Linked DNA regions of Mus musculus: region 1 is linked to region 2. Evidence: chromatin loops called from intact Hi-C (ENCODE). Cell type or tissue: heart. All regions are shown on one strand. Each heading gives the region's core, and the rest is flanking DNA. Links, peaks and the distances in the headings are about the cores only.

Region 1 (9,672 bases), core at 674-8,673, 68 kb before region 2:
GTAGTAAGCATTTTATGGTGTGATGTCAAGAAGCCTGTCTGCATGTGTGTGTGTGTGTGTGTGTGTGTGTGTGTGTGTGTGTGTGTGTGAGTGTGTGTGTGAGTGAGAGAGAGAGAGAGAGAGAGAGAGAGAGAGAGAGAGAGAGAGAGATGTGTCCATGTGTAAGCACACACATACATGTGTATGTGTGCAAATATGTTCTCCCATTAGTGTATGGTAGAGGCCAGAGGTTGACACCAAGATGTCTTTCCCTTCCCCCATGGTTGTCTACCCTTTGTTTGTTTATTTGTTTGTTTACTTATTAGAAAAAAGGTCTCTCACTGAACTTAGAACTCTGTTTCCAGCAGATTAACTGATCAACAAGTCCCTAGAATCTACCTCCCTCTGTCTCCTAGAATTACCGACTGCTTATGATCCTCACAGTTACATAATAAGCACTCTACCCATTAAGTTATCTCCCCCTCACCAAGGTTTATATTTTTATCAAAACTGTAGTCAATACTATATCTCAGTATTTCAGTTAAGCCAGATTTTCATATTCAGTTTGAAGAAGTGGACGAGTTTGAGTCATGACATTGGGTCAGCAAGGGTTTCAGGTCAGCTTTCAACATTTGTTCTTGATCTTGGTCAAGATTTATGCTTTTGGCTGTTTTCCTACCCATAAAATTAAAAGATGTCTCACACAATGCTCTGAATGTTACATGAATCCTACATTGAAATTGCCTTCATAAATGACAGCCAATACTCAGTTTTAAAGTCTAGTAACACTTAGTTCTAATATGACTGCTTTGTATTGTCTCCACCATTTCATAACTCTTTCAACTGTTTTCTTATTTAGTTTTATGTTCCATCCTTTTCTGTTATCTGCTTCTTTCTAGCTGTTAACTACAATTACTTTCTCATAGATTCTACCCTCCCTGATGTTTTTATCTTATATTTTTTATTTTTATGTGTATAACTGTTTTACCTCTATGTATATCTATTTAGCACATCCATGCCAAGTGCCACAAAAGCCAGGGGAGGGTGACACATCCCTAGGTCTTGCATTTAAAGACAGGTGTGAGCTGCCATGTGAGTACTGGAAACTAAACCCATGCCCTCTGGAGTAACAGTCAGTGCTCTTAACAACTAAGCCATTCTCCAGTCCACCATGGTGTTAATTAGTTGAATTATGTGATCTTCGATCTCAAAATTGTCTTGTTAATTTTTAAAAATATTTATTTATTATTATATCTAAGTACACTGTAGCTATCTTTGGACACACCAGAAAAGGGCTTCAGCTCTCATTATGGATAGTTGTGAACCACCATGTGGTTGCTGCGATTTGAATTCAGGACCTTCAGAAGAGCAGTCAGTGCTCTTAACCACTGAGTCATCTCTCCAGCCCATCTTGTTAATTTTTAATCTACTCTCCTTCCTTGCAACTGACTTCAATCATTATATCAGTACTGGTAGCTGATATATGTCTCATTTCCAAACTTTTATCTCATGCTTCTAGGCTTCATCTTACTCTGCCCTGATGGTCAACTTCACTGCATTATTCTGCCATCCAAACCTTTTCCCCACATTAATCTAAGATATAACTGGAATATCCCAGACTCCTTCTTGGTTCGTCTGGTCACACATACCATCAGCCAAACACAATCTTATGGTCTGGTATCTATTTTTTTATTTGTTCCAGAGCTTTAGTTAAAAGCCTTACGGGTATTTCTATGGAATACCTTCTATTCTGTTTAGAAAGCATATGGAAGAAAAAAAGGAAGAAGACGAAGAAAAGGAAGAACAAGAACAAGAAAAGGAGGTGGAAAAGGAGGAGAAGAAGAAGGGGAGGGAGGGAGAGGAAGAGGAGGGAAAGAAGAGATGGAGGAAGAAGAGGAAGAAGAAGAAAAAGGAGAGGAGGAGGAAAAGGAACAAGAAGAAGGTTCCAAAAACATTCACTAATCCACAATTTGGAAATCTTCATGACATCCTCTACACTAAGGAGTGGGTTAGCTATAATTTAAATCTCCCTCTGGGAATGATCTTTCAGAAGACCCCCCCCCCGCCCCCAGATTCTCCCATTAGGAGCTACTTAGTGTTTATTTATTCCCTTTGGCCACATTGAAAATAAAAATAGAGATCACATGTAAAATAAGAATAGAAAGAAGTTTGAAATTGAAGAAATTGCTTTGTAGCTATGGGGGTTAAAGCTGTTCTACTATCTTCTTTCCCATCAGATATTTACTTAACTATTTATTTTTTAAAGTAGATCATTTTAAACATATTTTAATTGAAATAGGATTGCTTCACTTCCTCCCCCCTTCTGTCAATCCCTCCAGGTCCCCTCCCTCTAACCCTTGCCATGCCTCCCTACTCTTAAGCTGATTACCTCCTTTTCCTTGAAAGTATTGTTATATATAGATGTGCAAATATGTATATATGTACACACACACACACACACACACACACACACACATATATATATATATATATATATATATATATATATATATATATACATATATTTTCAGAAATATATAAGAACAAGCTGCTGAGTCCATTTTTGTTGTCTATATATGGTTTCAGAGCTTACCAGTCTGTTCTAGACAACCAATAAGGGGCTCATCCCTTGGAGAGGCTAAATCTCTCAGCAGTCATTAGGTGCCTGTCATTCTTTGTAGTATCTTTCCCAGCAGGTATCCTGTTCGTTTCAAAAGGCAAATGACCTAGAGAAATACAAAAGGAACAGAATTCCAAGAAGTTACTGCCTCATGTAGTCAAATTTTCTTCTCCGTGTACCTATTGGATGTTGAATTAGAACTCAAAAGCCCTTTCCAGCAACCATTCAGAGATTCTGAAAGATGATGAATAATAACATTTTTTTCTCTCTAGTTCCACATAATATGTTGATGAAAGGTAGGGATAGTGTAAGGTGATCTATGTTTATGGCATTTTAAATGTCAGCAAGCCCTGTCCTAAACAGCATAAATCATAGATTTCATCTGCCATTTGAACTTCCAAGGGAAATGAATTTTGAGGCCCTTGTAATTTAAGATATAAAGACATTACTTAAAGAGCTGCAAGGTGTGGTACAGAGAGGGCCTGGGAAGAGCAAAGCCTTCACATGCTTTAAAAAGTGAAAGTAAGCGATGTGTTCAGTTCACAAAAACCTTATAACCAAGGACAAGTGAATATTGTCTAGATTAATAAGAAATATTGAGGAATTAGAAAAATGCACTAAAGGACTTGAGAAAGGAATGCTAATTTATAACCTTGAAAGAGCAGTCTACAGTAAGCTTCCAAACATTGTGCAAAGTACAATCAACCAACAATTTGATCAGAAACAAAGATTGGTGAGGTAGGCAGTCATAAAAGATACAGGCTTTGAAAAATTGTGGTTCATATTATGGGCTTCTGGATGGATATTAAATATAAGGGAAAATGTGTAACATGGCAAACAAGTTGGAAGTTGTAAATTACTGATATATGTTTGAAATTTTGCATATGTGTATGACTATCAGTGCATTTTCCAAAAGGCTGAATACACACTGATGATAAGATTGTGCGGAACTTTTTAAAATTCTTTTTATTTATGACAGTTTTGTAAATTTTCTAGCAAGAAGATGGATTGTTCTTTCATTTATCTAAATACAGATGTTAACTGAAGCACTGAAATATATAGTAATAAATCTTCATTGGAAACATACTACTCAGTATCTCAAGGCTAAGCATACTATCCTTTCAACTAATCAAAAATTCTACATAAAAATCAAATATTCTTCATGATATGAATTTGTTCATAGATGTCAAGTCAATGGCCACCTCTGTCCTATAAACCCAGAGAAGTTCGTTTTCTGGTAGTTATGATAATTATCTTTCCTAGGTTAAATCTGAAGAGCTAGTTAAAGACCAGATATGGGTAAACTTTCACTGAACAAAGCAAGATTGAGATAAATATTTATTCTATAAATCCATGTGAGCTTCTGAGAACTATAAATCCAATTTGTTTGCTAAGAATGTTTGCTTGAACATGTATTTTTAGTGCTTTTTAAAGCCAAATACAGCACAGCCACCCAACAATTGTGCAATACTTAGAGAAAGATGGTTGCACAGGACAAGGTGGTTTTGAAATCTCAAGGAATTTCTTTGAAATAGGGAGGACCTTTAAAACTCAAACAAAACAAAACAAAACAGCCCATCAACAACTATGCCTTAGCTTACTGCTATATTAATAGAATGACTTTTAATCATGCTGAAATGAGACCTTCAAAACTTAATTTACCACCACAAAAGACATCACACTATTTACCTCCTACTGATTCTTTGATATTCATTATCATATTTAATCCTAACAGGTATCTTGCAAAACAGATGTGCATATCACCTTTAGAGATAAGGCAAGGTGAACTCAACAGGTTTAAATTGTTTGAACAAAATCACGTAGAAAATCCCAGCACTCAGGAGGCAAAGGCAGGCAGATCTTTGTAAGTCCAAAGGATCAAGTTCTAGGACAATCGAGGCTACCCAGAAACTGTTTTGGAAAAACAAAAAAGACATTTAAAAAAAAGTCACATAGGAAAATAAAACCAGAATTCGAGCATGTCACTCTGACTACAGATCTTTATTCTAGTGTCGGTTCAATATAGACACCCAAGTCCTACTTTGGGGACGAGAGTCTATGATAGGCTGTGTTTGTCTTTCCATGTGTCTTGCTGTCTTAGTCACTGTTTTATTGGTATAAAAGACACCATGACCAAGGAAACTCTTATATAGGAAGGTATTTAACTGGAGGCTTGCCTTCAGTTTCAGTGGATTATAGTCCCTTATCATCATGGTAGGGAACATAAAAGCATGCAGGTAAGCACAGCTTTGGAGAAGGAGCTGAGAAGTTTACATCCTGACCTTCAGTTAGTAAGCAGGGAAAGATATCCTCAGCCTAGTGTGGGCTTTTGTAACCTCAAAGCACATCTACAGGTACACACTTCCTCCAACAAGACTACACCTCCAATCCTTCTAATCTTTTCAAGCATTTCAACTCCCTGAGGACTAAGCATTCACGTATGGGAGCCTAATAGAGCCATTGTTATTCAAACCACCACACTTACCTTTGGAGCACCTTAGAAAATATATTGTCACCTATATAATGCTGTCTTCTGAAGTTATTCAAAGCTATAATTCTAAAAGAAGGCTTTAGTTATTTAAGAAAACACCCCAGTATAGGGATTCACATATTTCCAACAGTTATGAATATGTAAATAACACCATACTCATTCCTAACTTACTACAGAAACTCAGTCACCATGTGGTAAATTTCAAAGGACAACTCTAAGTCTCCATATATAATTTTAATTCTTTACCCCAGTATTTCTAATTATTCTCATGATATCCATTCTAATCAATAAAAGTTGTTTGTATCCTGCTAATGCACTCAAAACTAAATATTCCCTTGTAAGCTGTATGTATCCATGGCAACTGTCCTCAGTTACTGTTGAAGGATCTCTGTGTTGCTGTGAAGTGATGAGTGGTAGAGAGCTGATGTCCCTGCCTGATGTGACCTGAAAGCACCTCCTCAGTGCCTCCCACACTTAGCAGTCTCTGGGTTGTGTCCTTGCTCTTTGGATTCACTCCCACAGTCACTTCAATTATCAAACTGCTTATCACATGGGACAGCTCAGACAGGTTCTGAGTAAGTGTCGTGGATTCCAGTTCTCGTGGAATCTGAATCAACCTTCCCTTGATGCACAGACCTACACACCAACAAGCTTTCTACCTAGCCAGACACTGATATATTCTTCATCACGCATGAGAATTTTGTTGACATCTTACTTGGTCTAAATTGCCCTAAGTCAATCCTTGGGTATTGTTTTTATAACCATTAAAATAAGTAAAACGCCCTATCTGTGTTTTTTATGAATAGAATCGGTTGTGTAGACTGAGTGGCTCCTGAATTTTCTTCAAAGTTTTCAAAGCTGAAAGTTCAAGACTAAGATGACAACATAGCTTGATTTTATAAGAGCCTTTTCAAAGTTTTTTTTTTAATATCAAAATTTCATTTTTATTAATCATTCCATTTGTTTACATTTCAAATGTATCAAAATTTCTCTTTTCAAAGTTTTATAGCTTGCCATGTTCTCACATGGCAACAAACAAAGAGAAATACAGACCTCCTGTTACAAGACATTATTCCCGTTCTAGAATGTCCCATCCTGAAGGCTTAATTCCTTTTTTCAAGGTCCTATCATCAAGTATAAGTAGAGTTATAACATACCATATAGAGTTATAACATACCAATTATAGGTAGACACAAACATTCGGTATATGCCATTTGTAAGTGTGTGTGTGTGTGTGTGTGTGTGTGTGTGTGTGTGTGTGTAAATGTCATAGAAAAGCAAACTCAAAGGAAATAGTTGCATTCCAGAGGCAGTCAAAGCCAAAGCATGAAGCCATGAAGGTCTAATGTGGCAAATTCCAAAGGGAACCATTTGTCTAGACTCCACTGTGCCTGATACCCACTGGTGTTCCCTTCCTTATCCAGTAACTCTTGTGGTTGTTATCCTCTAAGAATGTGGATGACAGAGTGATTTTTATCTGCTTAAAGACTGGAATGTCTCACTGATTTTATCTAAGGTTTGCTTTCTACTCCCTTGTGAAGTAAAAATAAGAGTTTTATGCATAAAGAATGAATCACCCGAGATCTTCAGGTATACTTTGAGGATAGCAAGAAACAACTGGTTATAATAGCTAAGCTGCCATTTTAGTGTCAAAAAAATAGTCATAATTATTGGCCATGCTACTCAGAAAACATCGCAACTCCTCTGAAGACATTTAGAGGCAGGGGATTTTTTTAATCAAACTGATACTGTATAATGAACAGTTTAAAGATAAGCTGTAAACTTTGAACTCCAAGGAGTGGCAGTGTAGATTGAAAGTAATAGCCCAATTCCTCATGGGTTCATGCCATGAGAGATGGTGGCCTCAAAAGCATGGGTAAGGAAGAAAGTAACAGCAACCATGGATGTGTTTGAGACTCAAGCTCTTCCCACCCAGGTCTGAGTGTCTAGTGCATTCCTGGGAGAGGAATTCAGAGAAATAAGTGGCATATGACTGGTCACTGTCATTCCTTCCTTATGTCTTTCTGTATTTTATAAGCTATCCTTAAAGAGTATGTATTATTTTTAAATTTAATTTAATATTATTTGTTAATAATAAAGTATGGTCATTATAATAACATAAACTTATTGTCTATGAATCTGTTTTTGTCACAAACTACTGGCTTAAATATACTAACACTTTCAGGATAAAAAAAAGTACCATATAGAAATTGTTCTCAGTACATTTGAAGAAATGAAAAAGTATCACTCACTGTATGCAGAGAAAGATAAATAGAAACTCCCCAGAACGAATACTGCCAAGGAGCCACCAGCCCAATATGTCGACATCGCCTCATCTGCTACACACAAAACTGAGACAAGGAAGTATATTCATTAAATGTCTTTCTATTCATTAAATCATTACTCCTATTTGAATTATTTCTAAAGACTTCTTCCCAAAGCATCTACACTAATAACAACTATCACCTTTCTCCTCTTACCTTGGTTCACAATTAAAGATCCGTCTCACCAAAAATTTTTCTAAGTATTAAATTTAAAAGAAAAAAAACCCAACTTTTATATTTTATCATTTTGTCTAAATTGCTTACACAAAAGTCTGAGTAAGTGCTGTATAAGTTTAAAATTTTTCTACTTTTGTACCATATAACATTCACATATTATATATGTATATGATGTTTATGTATACACATACACACACACACACACACACACACATACACACACACACTTTGGGGTTTTATTTCTGAAAGAACCTGTATTACATGAACTCCCATAGGTAAATTTCTTTGGTTTCTTATATTTACCTGTCTCTGGCTACAGGTCCCCAGCCATGGGAACCAAGATATAAAATAAAGTGCATCTTTTCTGTTCATCTGTAATGCAGGTGTACTGTACACCAAGCTATAGAAACCCCACTCTCTTGTATCTCATTTGTGAACCTGACCAGATCTAACAAAGAACATAGACACCAATGTCTGCAGAAGGATAAGATTAGAACATGAAATTTGAAAGCCATGTGCTAACAATAGTTCAACTGCTGGATTTTGTACTGCATGAAGCACTTCAGCTTTAGGCATTCACTAACCTTCCCAGAAAGACAGACAACCAGAGCCTGTATCAGCCCTGCTTTGCTCTTTGCTGAACTCTAATTTTATTTATTTTTCCATTCACTTTACATCCTGACCCTGGCACCTCCCCCTCTCCTCCCAGTTCCACACTCCCACTCTTGTCCCCTATTTCCCAATTAACTTGGGCTCATGGGGCTCACAGAGACTGAACCACCAACCAAAGAGCATTCAGGAGCTGTATACTCCCTGCACATATGTAGTAGACGTGCAGCTTGGTCTTCATGTGGATCTCCTAACAACTGGAGGGGAAGGTCTGTCTCTGACTCAGACTCTCTTGCCAGCCTTTGCACCCTTTTGCTGATGTCTTATACTCCTTTATTCACTTGAGATATGTTTTAGCCCACTAACAGCTAAATGTATAATCTTACATGGGATTGGCCAGCACAAAAATACAGCCATGCTGAAGCTGTATATGGACTGTTTCGAGTAATACAGCCAATTTTATCTTAATTGATGATAATTAATTATTTATAGTCATCTCTTTTATACAGAATAACAAAATTGTGCATGGCAACAAAATCTGTGACTTACTCAGGAGAAGGAAAATATAATTCTATTATCAAAGAAAGACACTCGTTTTGAACAGCCTCTGGCACAAATTCCTGCTACCTCCAAGTTGGGTGAATGACTGGTTGATGTATGATAGGAGGAAGTGATCTCTCATAGACATGTAACTATCAAGGATGAGTCATCCAGACATCAGTGATAAGTAATGACAACAAAGACTTTTGTGGAGATGGCTAGCCACTCATGTATAACTATGGCCCTAGCTTGTCTTTCTTAGGGGCAATGTTCTTAGTTACTGCCTAGTAGGGAATTAAATAATAGGTACCTGGGTCCAGGCCATCCTACACATAAATAATATTCATTGGTCATCAACCACATAAGTCCAAAGGAGATCTTTCACTCTGGATCTGGACTCTTCTACATTTACCAAGACTCCATTGTTATATCAGATGCAAGAAGGGATGCAAATGGCTACCTCTGCATAGATACTGGCCTACATACATGTAAAGTCTAGGGGGAATAACAAGGCCTCAGTCCTACCACTATCCTGTCTCAGTAGAAAACTGAAAACTTCAACTGGAAAAGGAAAGACATTTAAAAATAAAATCCACCTTATAATTTAATCCTACGTGTGAAAATCTCAGTACAAGAAACATAAAAATTGATCTCCTGGAAAAATGATCAACTTCATGGTACTGGGTTCCAATGAGAGTGAACTGGATAAAATAACAGATGAAGAACTAAAAAGAATTATTATAAGCATGTCAGCAAACTCAAAAAGAATACAACTAATGCCCTGAATGAAGTCAGCCAACACAAATAAGCACCTGAATGAAATGACGATGTCAATACAATTACAAAAAAAAAAAAAAGAAAGAAGAAGAAGCCAGTTAAAACATAGAAATAGTGAAAAAATTTAAAAAAATTAAAATGACAACCTCATTCCA
Region 2 (9,672 bases), core at 460-8,459:
GTGATGCTCCTGTGAGTGGCTCTGTGACCTTTGAGGATCTCTTTTGAGTTCATCTCTAGATGCCCTACACTCAGCCTCACAGTGGGCTGAAAGACCCTGTGGAAGATAGAATGCCTGATACTTAGCCACCTCCTCTCAGGATAAAGACACATCACTCCCTGAACAATACGCAGGCAGGAACTAGTTATAGGGGAAGCAGGGAAAGTAGCCAGGTAGCGGCATCTCAGAAGCAATGATGTATACTGTGTGGGGAGGTGGCTGTCCTGCTGAGTTAGCCATCTCCTCCATGAGTATCAGTCACTGGAGGTAGATTTTTAAAATAAAAATAACCTCTTTGTGCCAGGTGTGGCCATGAGTGCTCTATGCCCAGCACACTGGAAGTGGACATAGAAGAATCAGGAGTTCCTGGGCTCTGAGCTATAGGAACCTGGCTCAGAAAATTTTAGCTAGCAAGGGCTAAAGAAAGAGTTCTGCAGTGAAGAGCGCTCACTGCTTTTGCAGAGGCCTCAGGTTCAGTTCCCTTAACGCATAAGCAGCTCACAAAGTCTGTAACTACGGCTTAAATGTTTCTAAGTTAAAATGGTAATAATAGGAATTTCATTTTTTTATTACGTATTTTCCTCAATTACATTTCCAATGCATCCCAAAAGCCCCCCATACCCTCCCCCCACTTCCCTACCCACCCATTCCCAATTTTTTGGCCCTGGTGTTCCCCTGTACTGGAGCATATAAAGTTTGTGTGTCCAATGGGCCTTTCTTTCCAGTGATGGCCGACTAGGCCATCTTTTGATACATATGCAGCTAGAGTCAAGAGTTCCGGGGTACTGGTTAGTTCATAATGTTGTTCCACCTATAAGGTTGCAGATCCCTTTAGCTCCTTGGGTACTTTCTCTAGCTCCTCCATTGGGAGCTCTGTGATCCATCCAATAGCTGACTGTGAGCATCCACTTCTGTGTTTGCTAGGCCCCGGCATAGTCTCACATGAGACAGCTATATCTGGGTCCTTTCAGCAAAATCTTGCTAGTGTATGCAATGGTGTCAGCATTTGGAAGCTGATTATGGGGTGGATCCCTGGATATGGCAGTCTCTAGATGGTCCATCCTTTCGTCACAGCTCCAAACTTTGTCTCTGTAACTCTTTCCATGGGTGTTTTGTTCCCAACTCTAAGAAGGGGCACAGCGTCCACACTTTGGTCTTCATTTTTCTTGAGTTTCATGCGTTTAGCAAATTGTATCTTCTATCTTGGGTATCCTAAGTTTTGGGCTAATATCCACTTATCAGTGAGTACATATTGAGTGAATTCCTTTGTGATTGTGTTACCTCACTCAGGATGATGCCCTCCAGGTCCATCCATTTGCCTAGGAATTTTATAAATTCATTCTTTTTAATAGCTGAGTAGTACTCCATTGTGTAAATGTACCACATTTTCTGTATCCATTCCTCTGTTGAGGAGCATCTGGGTTCTTTCCAACTTCTGGCTATTATAAATAAGGCTGCTATGAACATAGTGGAGCATGTGTCCTTCTTACCAGTTGGGACATCTTCTGGATATATGCCCAGGAGAGGTATTGCTGGATCCTCCAGTAGTACTATGTCCAATTTTCTGAGGAACCGCAAGACTGATTTCCAGAGTGGTTGTACAAGCTTGCAATCCCATCAACAATGGAGGAGTGTTCCTCTTTCTCCACATCCTCGCCAGCATCTGCTATCACCTGAATTTTTGATCTTAGCCATTCTGACTGGTGTGGTGGAATCTCAGGGTTGTTTTGATTTGCATTTCCCTGATGATTAAGGATGCTGAACATTTTTTCAGGTGCTTCTCAGCCATTCAGTATTCCTCAGGTGAGAATCTTTTGTTTAGCTCTGAGCACCATTTTTAATGGGGTTATTTGATTTTCTGGAGTCCACCTTCTTGAGTTCTTTGGATCTGGAGGGCATCATCCTGAGTGAGGTAACCCAATCACAAAAGAACTCACATGATATGTACTCACTGATAAGTAGACATTAGCCCAGAAACTTAGAATACCCAAGATATAAGATACAATCTGCAAAACACATGAAACTCAAGAAGAACGAAGACCAAAGTGTGGACACCTTGCTCCTTCTTAGAATTGGGAACAAAGCACCCATGGAAGGAGTTACAGAGACAAAGATTGGAGCTGAAATGAAAGGATGGACCATCTAGAGACTGCCATACCCGCGGATCCACCCCATAATCAGCCTCCAAATGCTGACACCATTGCATACACTAGTAAGAGTTTGCTGAAAGGACCCTGATATAGCTGTCTCTTGTGAGACTACGCCGGATCACAGGGCCCCCAATGGAGGAGCTAGAGAAAGTACCCAAGGAGCTAAATGGGTCTGCAACCCTACAAGTGGAACAACAATATGAACTAACCAGTACACCCCCGGAGCTCTTGTCTCTAGCTGCATATGTATCAGAAGATGACCTAGTCGGCCATCAGTGGAAAGAGAGGCCCATTGGTCTTGTAAACTTTATATGCCTCAGTACAGGGGAAGGCCAGGGCCAAGAAGGGGGGGGGGTGCAGTGGGCGGGAGGGTTTGGGGGACTTTTGGGGTAGCATTGAAAATGTAAATGAAGAAAATACCTAATTAAAAAGAAAAAAAAGAAAAAGAAGAATGGAAATGAATACTTTAGGGAGAAAAAAAACAAGTTAAAAATTCAATTATATGATAACACAAAATACATAAAATTATACAAATTTATAAATAAAAAATGGTAATAATAACAATGATGCCATAGATGAAAAGCAAAAGAGAGGAGGGAGGGAGGGAAGGACAGAGGGGAGACTGGTTCTTTTCTCTTCATGGACGCTGCAGACTAATTACTTCTTACTTCAGTAAAGAGCTTCCTTCTAACCTGGTATGTTGGCATATGCCTTTAATTCCAGCACTCAGGAGCCAGAGATAGCTGTGTTTTAATCTAGTCCATATAGGAAGTTCCAGGCTAGCCAAAAGTACATAGTAAGACCCTGGGGGGAGGCAATACATATACATATGTATATGTATGTGTATGTGTATGTGTATGTGTATGTGTATGTGTATGTGTATGTGTATGTGTATGTGTATGTGTGTGTGTGTGTGTGTGTGTGTGTGTGTGTGTGTGTGTTTAAAACTCCCCCACTCCCCATCCAAAAAAAATAAAAAACAAACAAACAAACACTTCTCAGCTAATGATCTTAGGATGGATTGCAGCTTATCTATCAACTGTTATTATGCTCACAGTTATCTACACTAAAGAACTCCATTTCCCAGAAACCTGTTTCCATATCATTCAAAAATAGATTGTGCCAATGAGACATTCATAACATTTGGAAGAGAAGTCACTTTTCTCGGAGCAGCTGTTGGCAGGCGAATGAGATCATCGTTGGCCGCACTGCCTGGCTGCCGACACATCTCCCAGGAATCACCTGCTATAAGCGGGCTCTGAGATCATCAGCAAAAGTTTCCAGTGGCCACAGACACCGGCCTGAGAACAACTCTCTGCAGTGCTCCTACAGCCAGGTTCATAAGCAGTGGCTACCCTGCCGCCCTCCCTTTTCAGATCTGCTGAAAGGGAAGCTTCCAGCCCTCATCTACAGCTCTCCTATGGCGAGGGGCCAACATCTTTCTATCCAGAATATTGGAGAGATTTTTGCTCTAGACAAAATCTGAACATGCCACAATAAAAATGTTCAGTCAGTGCATTAATCCAGGGATTTAAATCGTTCATGTTTGATACTTGCTGGGCCCTGTGTTACACATGAGAGAATTCAGTGGCAAGCCAACAAGCAGCTGTCTCCACTGTGTGTCTTCATTAGCTCAGTGAAGAACAGATTATAGAATATAATGGGACCAATGAGTATACACTCTAGTGGCTCCTTTGAGGTATGACAGGACTTCTTTTCAAATGGTGTAAAATAAAAGTTGGAATGGGTACATTCTTACTATCACCACCACCAGTTCACACAAGAAAGAAATTCAAGACAAATTAAATACTACATTACAACCAACAGAAGTTTGGCAGAAACCCTGGAAGTATGACTAAGTATTTTTAATGCGTCTGAATTGTATGATACTACAATGGCATGAAGCGTGTAATAAGACAAATACTTCATCTTCATCCATGGATCATCTGCAAACTTAAAAACAGTCTTCATACATATATTTAAATCTGATATATACTTAAATTTTATTTAATTTTATATTTCAATCCTATAAATATATTTATAAGCATTTAAACCCTTAGAATTCAGTATAGAGGAGACAATATGAATGCCTCCTCTGGGTAATTCTAACCAGGAAAAGACAATGTGGAATTCATAGCCCATCAATTCAATGTGGCAGCCCATCGCTAACACATTTATCCATTTTATGTTATAAACTACTTAGTGTTAGAAACTATCGAACATTTGGGAAAATTAGTTATTTTGGTAGGAACTTGAAAAAATTGTGGATGAACAACTATCTGGCTTTAGTCAAGTGACAGTAAAACAACAAAGTTCATATAAATCTTCTTGGCTCTTTATATCTCTTCAAACCTGTGTCCCCAAATTCTCAGTATAATCAAAGGGACCTCTTGTCATCTCTGTCAGGTACTTGGCTGCCCGACGTCTGGTGACATTGCTGAGTACCAGAAGTAAGCTTTGTTCTTCACAACCAAGACTCTACCAGACATTTGACTATTAAGACATTTTGCTGCATAGTTTGTGTGCATTGCATCCTGCAGAGCATAAGAGAGGAAGATGTATGTGGTCTCTGTCCTGGGGGGTATTAACGTGGGGGTAGGAGCTCAGAGAAGCTGTAGTCCCAGGAGACAGAAGCACACACAATGAAATACAGGAATAACTACACCAAACACAGTTGGTGTGTGTTTCCCACAAGACACACCAGCAAGCAAGATCTAAAGAATGCCTTTGAAATGCTTTGTTCTAGAACCAAAGCTAGTGAGTGAAATAATCAAGAAACAGAAACAAGCTTGGGAAAGCCAGAGACGTCCACGGCTCTTCAGTCACAGGGACTGCAGAAGATTCAGGGTAGCATACAATAATGAGTGATAACACGGATGATAAAGTGATAAAATGAAACAGAATATTTTACAGATTTTATAGGCCCAATATGCTAGGGTAGGAGGTTTGAACTTTGTGCAGAATTTGAAGTCCTTGAGTATTCTAAGCAATGAACCAAGATTAACATTTGGAGCATTTTTACTTGATGCTGTGTGGAGAGTGGAGGAAGGGAGGGCATAGATAAAAAAGGAAGAAGTCCCATGGCAACTATTGTCATTGAAGCAAGGAACTCTGGTCCTTAAATCTGGGACAATAAACTTTTCTCTGGATTTTTTTTTTAATTATTGTACTTCATTTAGAAATGTGTTTATTTAAAAATATTGAATAGAATTGACTTTTTGATTTATAATCACAAAATATCCTATATGTTAAAAGTCTTATTCCCAATTAGTTGACCTTTTAAGCCAGTCAACATTTCCGTGTGCATGGGGCACAGGCACATGAGCACCCACTCTTAGCTGAAGACCTACTGACACATCAACAGAGGGAGAACCAGCTTTCCTTAGGACTGTGATCTCTGGTGGGTTAACCATGCTCCAAGAGATGGTCTATGTCCATTCAGCCCACGTGAATTCACATACTGGGAGCATCAATATTTAAACTCAGTTGGTAATGAGAAAACAACAAAAGAAGAGGATGTGAAGTTGGGAGGGGAATATGGAAAGGATCCAGGAAGAGTTGGAGGTTATAATTGAAATACATTCAATGTGTATATGAAATTCTCGAAGAATTTGTCCAAATTTTATTTTAAAAATTGTTAAAGTTAACTTTTAAAATACAGTAGCAAATATACTTGAAAGTAGTTGGTGGCCTGAAGCTGATTGCCTGAGCTGTGAATCTTCCCCAACCATTCTATGCTCTCCTAATGAGGCATGTATTCCTGCTAAGGCTAACAATTCCCAAAGAATTCTATTTTAATGATTTCCAGTTTTCTGGTATTATGTCCTCCCTGTTTGCTAGCATTGTCCTGTTAAACTGTCTATCTCCCCAAGCCCTTGCCATGTTGCTCTCTTCTCTCTCTCTCTCTCTCTCTCTCTTTCTCTCTCTCTGATGAAGCAGCAACCAGGACAACTGGGAACAGAAAGGGCTCTAAGATGCATAGACATAGATCTTAGAAGCTTGGTCAGCCCAACCTTACAGTTATTTGAGGTATATCTTCATGGAAAAGTCCTCAACCTATATCTGATGACTCTTTTAACCAAGGCAAACTCATCTTTTAAATATGGAAGCAATTAATGTATCAAAAGATGGCCTAGTCGGCCATCACTGGAGAGGCCCATTGGACACGCAAACTTTATATGCCCCAGTACAGGGGAATACCAGGGGCAAAAAATGGGAATGGGTGGGTAGGGAAGTGGGGGGGGAGGGTATGGGGGACTTTTGGGATAGCATTCTAAATGTAATTAAGGAAAACATATAATAATAAAAAATATTTTAAGAAAAGATAAGGAGAGAAGAATATGTTTGGTGGATGTGCAGTCAGGTGTGGGGGAAGGGGAAAAAAGTTTATAAGCATACTGACTCAATCATATGGTAATTATTATGGGGTCAACCCTCTGGTAGAATTTAAAAGGATTAAAAAAATGTCATGCACTGATCCATCACCCATGGTCTAGTAAATATCCCACACCTACCACATAGCAGCGACACCAATTAAACTGAGTGGATTTTTCTTTTTTAAAGATGTGAAGGTAGGGGAAAGGCATATTGGGAAGAAGAAGATTTCTGTGGGTATGGAAGGGGGATGAAACAGGAAAATGGATTCACTATCATCAAAATACACTATATACATATATTAAATTGTCATATAAGTAAAACTATTTTTAAAACTATCATGGGCAGTGGTGGTGCACACTTTTAATCCCAGCACTCGGGAGGCAGAGGCAGGCGGATTTCTGAGTTCAAAGCCAGCCTGGTCTACAAAGTGAGTTCCAGGAGAGCCAGGGCTATACAGAGAAACCCTGTCTCAAAAAAACAAACAAACAAAAAACAAAAACAAAAATAAAACTAGGATGAAATCAATCTTCTCTTCCAAAAAGATAAGCCACTCTAGATGTGGTGGCTCATATTTTTAGTCTCAGTTACTCTAGCTTCTGCACTGGGACAATCCTTTGACCCCAGGATATTGAGTGTGGTAGTTTGAATAAAAATGGCCTCATAGGGTCATAGGGGATGACACTATTAGGAGGTGTGGCCTTGTTGAAGTTCTTGTGGCCTTGTTGAAGGAAGTGTGTCATTGGGGATGGGCTTTGAGATTTCAAATGTTCAAGCCAGGCTCACTCTTCTTGCTGCCTACAGATCCAGATGTAGAATTCTCAGCTCCTTCTCCAGCATCACATCTGCCTGCCTGTGTGCCACCATGCTTCCTGCCATGATGATAATGGACTAAACCTCTAAACTGTAACCCAGGACCGACTAAATGCTTTTCTTCATAAGAGCTGCTATAGTCATAGTGTCTTGTCACAGCAATAAAGCCCCAACTAAGACAATAGTGGGCAGTATTGCAAAACCCTATTTGAAATACAAGGAAAGAATAAATCAGTACAGTTGAGAAGCCAAAAAATACAAACACAAAAATTAAGTTAATAAAAAAAAGATAATTACCTCCAGATGATGTTGACTTCATTTGACTACTTAGCCTATACCAAAGCCTGGGGCAAATGCTTGGAATAGCCAGTATTTTTAAGAATTTATGATGCTGAAATGAATATGTTATTATTTAACTATTGAGGAGAAAATGTAAGTGTCATGAAAGTTGGGTGACATACCCAAGGTCACACATACGGTAAGTAGAAAGTCAATTCAAACGCATTTTCTCTACCTTGGTAGGTTCATTGTTTCATAACTATGCTTCCTCATACTTGGTGTGATGGTTTGTATATGCCTGGCCCAGGAAGCCACATTATTAGAAGATGTGGCCCTGTTGTAGTAGGTGTGGCCTTGGAGTAGGTGTGTCACTGTGGGTGTGGGATATAAAACCCTCATCCTGACTGCCTGGAAGCCAGTATTCTGCTAGCAGCCTTCAGATGAAGATGTAGAACTCTCAGCTCCTCCTACACCATGCCTGCCTGGACGCTGCCATGCTCCCACCTTGAGGATAGTGGACTGAACCTCTGAACCTGTAAGCCAGCCCCAATGAAATGTTGTCCTTATAAGAGTTGCCTTGGTCATGGTGTCTGTTCACAGCAGTAAAACCCTAAGACACTTGAGAATCCCTTTATATCCTGTTTTAAAGTCCATCATGTTCACTTAAGAACAAAATGTTGGGGAATGAACAAAGTAAAGAATAGCACATTACTTTCAACTTCCATGGCAAGTCCAATTAATGAACGGCAGCTAAAAGAATGCTGTCCTGGGAAAAGTAATATTAGATGGCTGGACATGTGAAAGTGATCTAAGGCTGCATTGTGCTTCTGCAAGGAAGAACTCCACCTTTGTGGTATCTGCCCTGAAGTCCAAAAGGGCAGCTAGGGTACCTGCTCCATATGAGTACCAGGGGGATTCATGACACTTGATGACCTGCCTGCTCACAGAGGTTAGATGTCTGGAGCACCTATCTGCCTTGAACTGCCATCTTGTAATTTTATCCTCAGTGAGTTTGTGCTCAAAAGGCAAAACTGAAAGAAATGGTGTTGTGGAGATGATAGAACGATGGTTTTCTTTTCTATCCTATGTGTGTATTATTAATGTCTACTGCATATGCTTCTTTTTTTCCTCTTATTTAATTGTACATGATCACACATAGTTATGGAGTGTAACTATTGCTATCCAAGGGACAAGGCACCAAATCAGCTGAAAAAATAACCTGCTCATCTTGACAAGTGCACTGTTGAAGGCAAGATGAGCTCTCCAAGCATGCAACAATTAAACAGCGTGATTTAACTCATTCTATCATGACTCGAGAAAATTTCTGATTTAAATTTACCTCCATAAATAGCCCCATACTATGATTTAAAGGTCTATGCTGAGAATTCATATGTTATTAACTTCATCTCCAAAATCTTATGCTATGTAGAAATGGGGTCTTGGAGAAGTCATCTGGTCATGAGTCAGAGGTTGGACTTCATGCATGGATTAAACCATCCCTGGATTTGTTATCAAGAGATGGGATAACTAACATCAGAACAGGACTGGTACAGAGGTCAGTTTCAGCATCAAGAGATGGGATAACTAACATCAGAGCAGGACTGGTACAGAGGTTTCAGCATCTCTCATAAACTCCCTCAGGACACAGAGTTCTGTGGTATCCCACAACTCCTTAGACTCTCCACCAACAAGAAGCCCCTCCCTCAGATGCTTGAATCCTGCGTTTAGACTTCTGAAGCCCCAGAACCATGAGCTAAACACATCACTATTGTTTACAAACTTACTCAGCCTCACTGCTCTCTCTTATTACCTAACCCAAAAGCTGTAAAGCTGTCTGGAAGTTCTTGCTCTGACACCTCTTTAAATCTGTCTTTACCCAGCCAGGCATAGAGGAAGCCAGTATGGAGCACACCTCTAATCCCAGCACTCAAGAGGCAGAGGCAGATGGATCCCTCTAAGTTTGAGACCAGCCTGGTCTACAGAGTGAGTTCCAAGACAGCAGGAGGTATATAATGAG

Evidence for each region. Hi-C counts contacts between places; a loop is a spot of excess contacts. Peaks named below come from ENCODE experiments on the same cell type or tissue, not always from the same donor. Only the 100,000 strongest peaks of a DNase experiment are listed, where the experiment ranks them.
Region 1: a loop joins it to region 2, with 3 times the contacts of the local background. A loop is called at or near these places in 2 of 42 quality-filtered maps.

What each region holds. Positions count from the first base shown.
Region 1 is chr3:133,735,020-133,744,691 of GRCm38, reverse strand. No RefSeq gene overlaps it. Among named protein-coding and RNA genes, the nearest start is that of Gm6135, 52 kb to the left of the region's middle. In heart, for the core only: no CTCF peak of the experiment used is centred there; a DNase peak (open chromatin) is centred at 5,591.
Region 2 is chr3:133,667,059-133,676,730 of GRCm38, reverse strand. No RefSeq gene overlaps it. Among named protein-coding and RNA genes, the nearest start is that of Gm40153, 8.5 kb to the right of the region's middle. In heart, for the core only: a CTCF peak has its summit at 3,879; a DNase peak (open chromatin) is centred at 3,450.